2 separate regions of the Homo sapiens genome follow, and region 2 is linked to region 1. A link is a contact called in ENCODE Hi-C or POLR2A ChIA-PET data. All regions are on one chromosome and are shown on one strand. Each heading gives the region's core, a stretch centred on a gene start or an enhancer-like site at or near the end of the contact. The rest is flanking DNA. Distances are from core to core; before and after follow the strand shown. Region 1 holds the start of PTPN7 (protein tyrosine phosphatase non-receptor type 7). Region 2 holds the start of RNPEP (arginyl aminopeptidase).

Region 1 (3,099 bases), core at 600-3,099:
GCTCAGCCACTACCCCCACCCCCAACCCCAACTATCTTCCCCATCGCCTGGCTCCCAGCTTCCTTGCTGTGAAGCTCAGCTTCCAACTGTCCAGCCACTGCTAGGCCTCAGTCTGTGGGGGAAAGGGGTGGGCTCACAGCCAACAGGGCTCAGACCCTGGAAACTTGGGGGGACCAGGCAGACCTGTGTGGGGAGGGCTTTGCCGCTTCCTCCTCCCACCCCTGTGGTGTCCTAGCTTCCTGTTCTTGATAACAATCAGCATAGGCTCAGAGCCGGGCCCTCTTTCCAACCCCCACCTGCCCCCTCCTGTGTCCCCAGGGCCCCCACTACCCACCAGTGGAAACACTGACTGGTGTGGGGGGTGAGGCAGAGGCCAGTCTCCAGGTCACTGCTCGCAAGCATGTTAGGGATTCCCAGGTTCCTGCTTCCCTCCAGTCTGTCCTGAGCACGGGAACCAACCCCTTTCCCAGCCCTAATCGGCCTCCTCCTCAGGGAAACCCACCCACTCCGGAGAGGAACGCAGGCTGCAGGGAAGGAGGTGCCAGGATCAGCTGGCCATGGAGGGGCTCAAAAAAGAGCCAGCCCCTGTCCCCACTGCCAAGAGCAAGGGCGGGTGCTGGGAGGCCTTCTGAGCCTCTGGGGGCTGTTCTTGTTCTTCGTCTCAACCCTCCTCCTCAAGGGGCCAGCAGAAGGCCAGCCCCCTCCCGACCACCCCCTCCGGCATGCCTACCCCCTGTGCCTAGGGTACCTCATTTCTTTTTTGCTGTCACCATTTGACAGCTGAATCAGGGAAGTGGGAGGAAGAAAGAGGACGTGGATTGTGCATGTTGGGGGCCGGGAAGGGAAGGGCGTTTGAAATGTTACAAGGTAAAAGGAGGCGTGCAGCGAGCATGAACCGGCTGGGCTGCTGGCCCGCAAGGAGCCTGCCAAGGTCAGGCAGGGGCAGTGGGCAGAGGAGTCTTGGACTTGGGGGCCACCCTTCAGGTCCCAGGCATCCAGGCACCCCAGCAGCGAAGAGGACATGGGAGTCCCCTGGTGTGAGGGCCAGAGACTGTCCACTGTCTGTAAGTCTTCTAAGTAGATGTCAGGGTTCTGGGAGGAGGCCTGCAGGGGGCTGAGGGCCCAGGGGAAGCCCCTCGGACTCCCTCCCACAAGTGGACTCTGCTATCTGCTTCCTGCTGGGCTGGCCTACACTCAGGCCGTGGGCTGTGGAGAGCTGGGCCGTGGCACAGGCGTGGAGACGACCTTTTTGGCCTGGCCCCGGCCCTTTCCTTCACATTGTGAGGCATGGATTCTTGCTTCTTCTTTTTCCCCACCCCGAGTCTGTGCCACATCTGCTCTGGGAAGATGTGGTCTGTGCTTGGCCATGAATTCCCAAGGCTTGAAGCAGCAAGGGCTTTGAGGGAGAGGGCCTTGAGGGAGAGGGCCTTGAGGGAGAGGGCTGTGGGGCAGAAGCAGAGAAGGAGAAATAAGCCTCCGGCCAAGGTCAGGTTGAGCAGGAGAGCCTTGGGTTCTTTGTGGGACAGCACAGAGCTGGGGGTCAGGCGAGCTGTGCCCAGCAAGTAGGCAGCGGCTGGATGTGACAAAGACCCAGAGGAGAAACACAGAAGAGGGGAGAGGGTCTGGAAGCTGGGGAAAGCAGGATGGTCGGGAAGGCCTGGCCCCTCACCCATTCCCAGGGAACGGGGCCTTGGGCCCCAGAAGGGCACAGGCGGGAGGCAGCCGACCCCTGGTGGCAGCGGCAGCAGGCACAGGAGGGCAGAATGCAGCTGGGGTGTGCGTGGGTGGCAGCAAGGAGGGGCGGAGGGAGGAAGCTGGCTTCCTGGAGCCTTCTCAGCCCTCAAAGACAGACCGACAGACAGACAGACAGCTGGCAAGAGGCAGCCTGGGGGCCACAGCTGCTTCAGTAAGTATCTGAAGGGGGGACTGGGAGTCCTGTGGCCCCGGGGGGTGCGAACTCCGGGGATATAAGAGGGCATCTCTAGGAGGGAGTGCGGGAGGGCGAGTGGGGCGCCACAGTGCCTGGCTGGGGTATGGGTGCTCACAGACCTGATGTCCCCAAGACGGGGGTGAGCAGGGAAGCCACAGGGAGCTACAAGGAGAGCAGAGGCTGAAGGGACCTTTTCTGCTACCAGAGACCCTCGCTCTACCACTCACACCTGTGCCAGGCCCATTCTGTCCCCTCACCTCCGTCCCTGCTGCCTTGGTGATTCAACACCCCCGCCACCTCGCCCACTGTGACCCTGGCTCTGGGAGATAGGGACTGCCCCCAAGAGGAGATGGTCCCACCACCTCCATGCCTCCTGTCTTGCCCCCAGCTGTCGCCTCACCATGCGCTGTCGTTCAAGGGCTTGGTGAGGCCATTTCCTGTGACGGTTACAGAGGCGGGAGACGGGGGGATGGGCAGGAGGAGGAAGGAAACACCTCCAGCCTACCTCCCTGGACAGAGACCCCAGAAGCCAGAAACAGACCTGGGAGTGGAACAGCAGCAGTTAGGAGAGGACCCTGCTGGGGTCCAGGAGCCCGCCTGCCTGGCTGCCCAACCAGCTCCAACACTGCTGGAGGCCTCCATTCTCTGTTCAGGGGAAGGCCCACTGGTTAGCTCAGAGATGGCTTCTGCGTGCTTTCTCCCTTCCGTCCTAGAGAACACATATTTTCTGTTTCCTCCCTTGCCTTCTCCCACTTGGACCTGCTCAGAGCCCTGTGTACTCTGGTGTGTGGCCTCTCTCCCCTCTCTCTTTTCCTCCTTCTGGATTCTTTCCTATCTTCATCCACAATCTCTACCCTTTATCTTGCCGTTACTCTACCCCGAGACTGCCTTCTGCCCTGGGTCCCACCAAATAGATCCTGTCCTTCCCTTAGTGAAAATGAGGCCACCTCTTGGGGAACAGAAGACGCCCCAGTGAAAACAGAGTGCAAACCTGGCCTGGCATGGGAGCCTCCTTCTGGCCAATCAGGCAGGCCAGAGAACAGCAGCGGAGGGCCCTGTCTTTCAGGCAGACCTCATGGCTGAGTGAGCCTCCCCTGGGCCCAGCACCCCACCTCAGCATGGTCCAAGCCCATGGGGGGCGCTCCAGAGCACAGCCGTTGACCTTGTCT
Region 2 (2,907 bases), core at 138-2,637, 180 kb after region 1:
CGCTCGAACCCACGACGCAGAGGTTGCAGTGAGCCGAGATCTTGCCACTGCACTCCAGCCTGGACGAGAGTGAGACTCTGCCTCAAATAAATAAATAAAAGATTAAACTGTAAGCAAGCAGTTTACTATGAAACTTGCAACCAACTCTACCTGAGAGATAACTGGCAGCCACAGCCTAAGGACTCTCCAGGAAGGATTTTCTGACTCTTACAGACATAAGCCACATAACTCCATCCTCTTATTTCCAATATTTGCCCCGTCCCGAAAAAAAATTAAAGAGTTAACCAACAGTGAGAAGGCCAAATTATTATAATGCTTATAGCACCCTAATTCCAGTTCTCACTTTTACTCAAATTCTTTCGTTAATCAAATCCAGGACTTCACAGGAGGAAACAAAAACAAAGATAAGAGCTTTAACCGTGGAACTAGAAGGCAACACAGAACAAAGAGCTAGATCAACATCTGGCTAATTCTAGAGCCACCATAAAGCAGAGATAAGGTGGCTGATAATCAGGTACCTCGGCCCAAAAGTCCAAGAGGGCACTAAGTGAAGTGCATGAACAACAGGTCATCTAGAAAGCCACGGAAAATGTTAGAAACGGCAGTGTGCGATGAGCGGGAATGCGGCGCAATCTGGACAAGCCTCCAGGGCCAGGGAGGAGACGCGGAAGGACGGAAAGGGTGAAGGATGCACCGCCCAGTGGCTGGAGGAAGTCCAGAAGGAAACCAGGCAGCCCGGGAGGAAAAGAGGAAGCAAGGGGAGGAGGCCTAGAGGCGGCGCGCGGGGAGTAGGCCCCTCTAGGGACGCTCTGGAAGGGTCCTCCCTGTCCCTCCTCCCGGGTGGGGTAGGTGAGGGTGCAGGGCGGCTGGGGGCCGGAAGGGCAGGCAGGCAGCGGCGGGCGCAGTCTGGGGCGCACTCACCCCGGGTCCCTCCCCGACGCGGTAGGTGAGCAGCACCTGGAGGCGCTCGGCGGCGCGGCAGGGCTGCGGGAAGGACACGCACAGGGCCTGGCCATAGTGCGAGAAGGGCTGCGTGTAGAAGCTCACGGGCTCCGCAGGCGGCTCCTCCGAGCCGGGCCGCTCCCGCCGCAGCGCCGCCGCCGTCACCTCCAGGCACGGGTGCGAGTCCAGCCGCAGCTCGGCGGCGCCCTCGGGCTCCAGGCAGCGCAGGTCCAGGACCGCGGTGCCGCTCAGCCCCCGGCTCCCTGCGCCGGGCCCTGGAGGCCCGAACTCAGCCCGCAGGTCCAGGTGCAAGTGCAGCAGCTCAAAGGCCCGGAAGTTGGAGGCCGAGGCCACGTCCACAGCCTGCGCGGAGTGCAGCGGCCGCCGGGCCGCGCCGCTGCCGGGGGAATGCTCGCCGCTCGCCATGGCCGCAGAGCCGTTGCTCACCGGCCGGGCCGCGAACCCGAGGGGAGCCCCGCCCCGAGCGCCGCGGGCCCGCCCCCGCCGCGCGGGCCCCGCCCCCGAAATCTGCTCCCGACCGCATCCCCTCCCTGCGCTTTACCGCCCACTCTTCTAGCTGCACCCGTGCCTCGGGACTTAGGACAAAAGAGGCCGGTGGGATCGTGTGGCCCACGTTTGCCCACCCATATCCTACTGAGGTGTTCCAGTCGTCCCGGTGGGGCACCCTTCTCTGCTGACCCTTCCTGCTGCCTCATCTAGGCAGTGGCGTGGACTGAGCCCTGGCTGGGAAGGTCTGAGTTCCAGATCTCACACCCTGCGATAGGCCAGTTGTTAGAACTGTGTGTCACCTTGGGCAAGTCGCACAAGAAACATGAATCTTCCCGAGCCTTTTTCTGCACCAGTATAATAGAGTCATAATATCTGTGTATCTCACGAAGTAATGTGAGAACTCTACCAGGTAACCTGTCTAACACACTCAGCAAACAGTGAAACCCTGCACAACTTCACGGAATTCACACTGGATCGAGCCTCGTCCCCCAGCAACTCCAGGCACGCCTATCTTTCTATTGTTGGGTTAAGGGACAGGAATCAGCACCGCGCAATTTAAGGCCTGGCTGTCCATCGCATGTCACTTCTATTTCCCTTACTGTATTGTACCGCTTATTGAGCTAGGGTATTCTCCGCTGAATACTTTGTTTCTCTTCTGTACCAGTGGGTTGCAATGGGCCTTCTATGAATAGGAGCTAATCAATGATGATGTTTTTACCGTTCAGCTAGGAAATGAGATTTTTAAAAAGAACAATGTAGGGAGTTTTTCATTAAGGGAAATAGTATTCCGTTCTGTGCTTCCTAGTTTTGTAGAGTTGAAATTATTTTATTTCATGAAATAATGCTTATGGTAGATAATGACTTTAATATTCCATGTAAGTTCAATGTCAGGGTTTTTTGTTTAACTCCAGAAACCTTAGAAACCTGCTTTTCTGTAGCATTGAGAACAGCGCTTGGTACATATTAGACGTTGAATACTCCTATCTTGAAATTATTCAGTCTTCGATGCAATGCACTTTTGCTGAGTATCTGCTAGACACCAGTTGTTAAGCTAAGTGCCTGGGGTACAGTTTGAATAAGTCCGGCACAATTCCTCTTCCTATGGTGTTCATAGCCTAACTCACATTTTAGCAGACGCACAAGAAAACAGGTCACGACACTTCCACGTGCTGCGCTTGATACGGGAAGAAAAGGATGCTGGGGAGCACAACGAAGAGATGCCTAGCCTGATCCTTCTAGTTAAATATTGACAGAGGAAGAGGATGTCATCCTTAGCTAAAGGGTAAAAGATTTTAGGCTGGGTGTGGTGGCTCACGCCTGTAATCCCAACACTTTGGGAAGCTGAGGCAGGAGGATCGCTTGAGCCCAGGAGTTCAAGATGAGGCTACGCAACAGAGGGAGACCCCCTCTCTACAAAAACATTTTAAAAAATTAGCTGGGTGTGGTGATGCACAC

The links. A loop is a pair of places that touch in the nucleus more often than their neighbours do. ChIA-PET counts read pairs that join two places held with the same protein, here RNA polymerase II (POLR2A). Pooled maps may share reads with other maps.
Region 2: a map of B cell shows a loop between it and region 1 (2.6-fold over the local background). The contact joins the promoter of RNPEP here to the promoter of PTPN7 in region 1. A Hi-C loop is called at or near these places in 1 of 168 maps with a recorded cell type or tissue (B cell), 1 of 37 single-sample maps with no recorded cell type and 8 of 50 pooled maps. POLR2A ChIA-PET finds 5 or more read pairs at or near these places in 7 of 52 experiments (A549, GM12878, HEK293 and 4 more).

The regions. Positions count from the first base shown.
Region 1 is chr1:202,159,352-202,162,450 of GRCh38, reverse strand. It overlaps PTPN7 (protein tyrosine phosphatase non-receptor type 7), which reads left to right and starts at 1,849. Exons shown (of 10, transcript NM_002832.4): 1 at 1,849-1,906; 2 at 2,997-3,099. The coding sequence starts at 3,049. RefSeq lists enhancers at 2,559-2,638, 2,899-2,988, 3,089-3,099.
Region 2 is chr1:201,981,128-201,984,034 of GRCh38, reverse strand. RNPEP (arginyl aminopeptidase) reads right to left here and starts at 1,387. Exons shown (of 11, transcript NM_020216.4): 1 at 922-1,387. The coding sequence starts at 1,368. RefSeq lists a silencer at 802-1,481 and an enhancer at 1,692-1,751.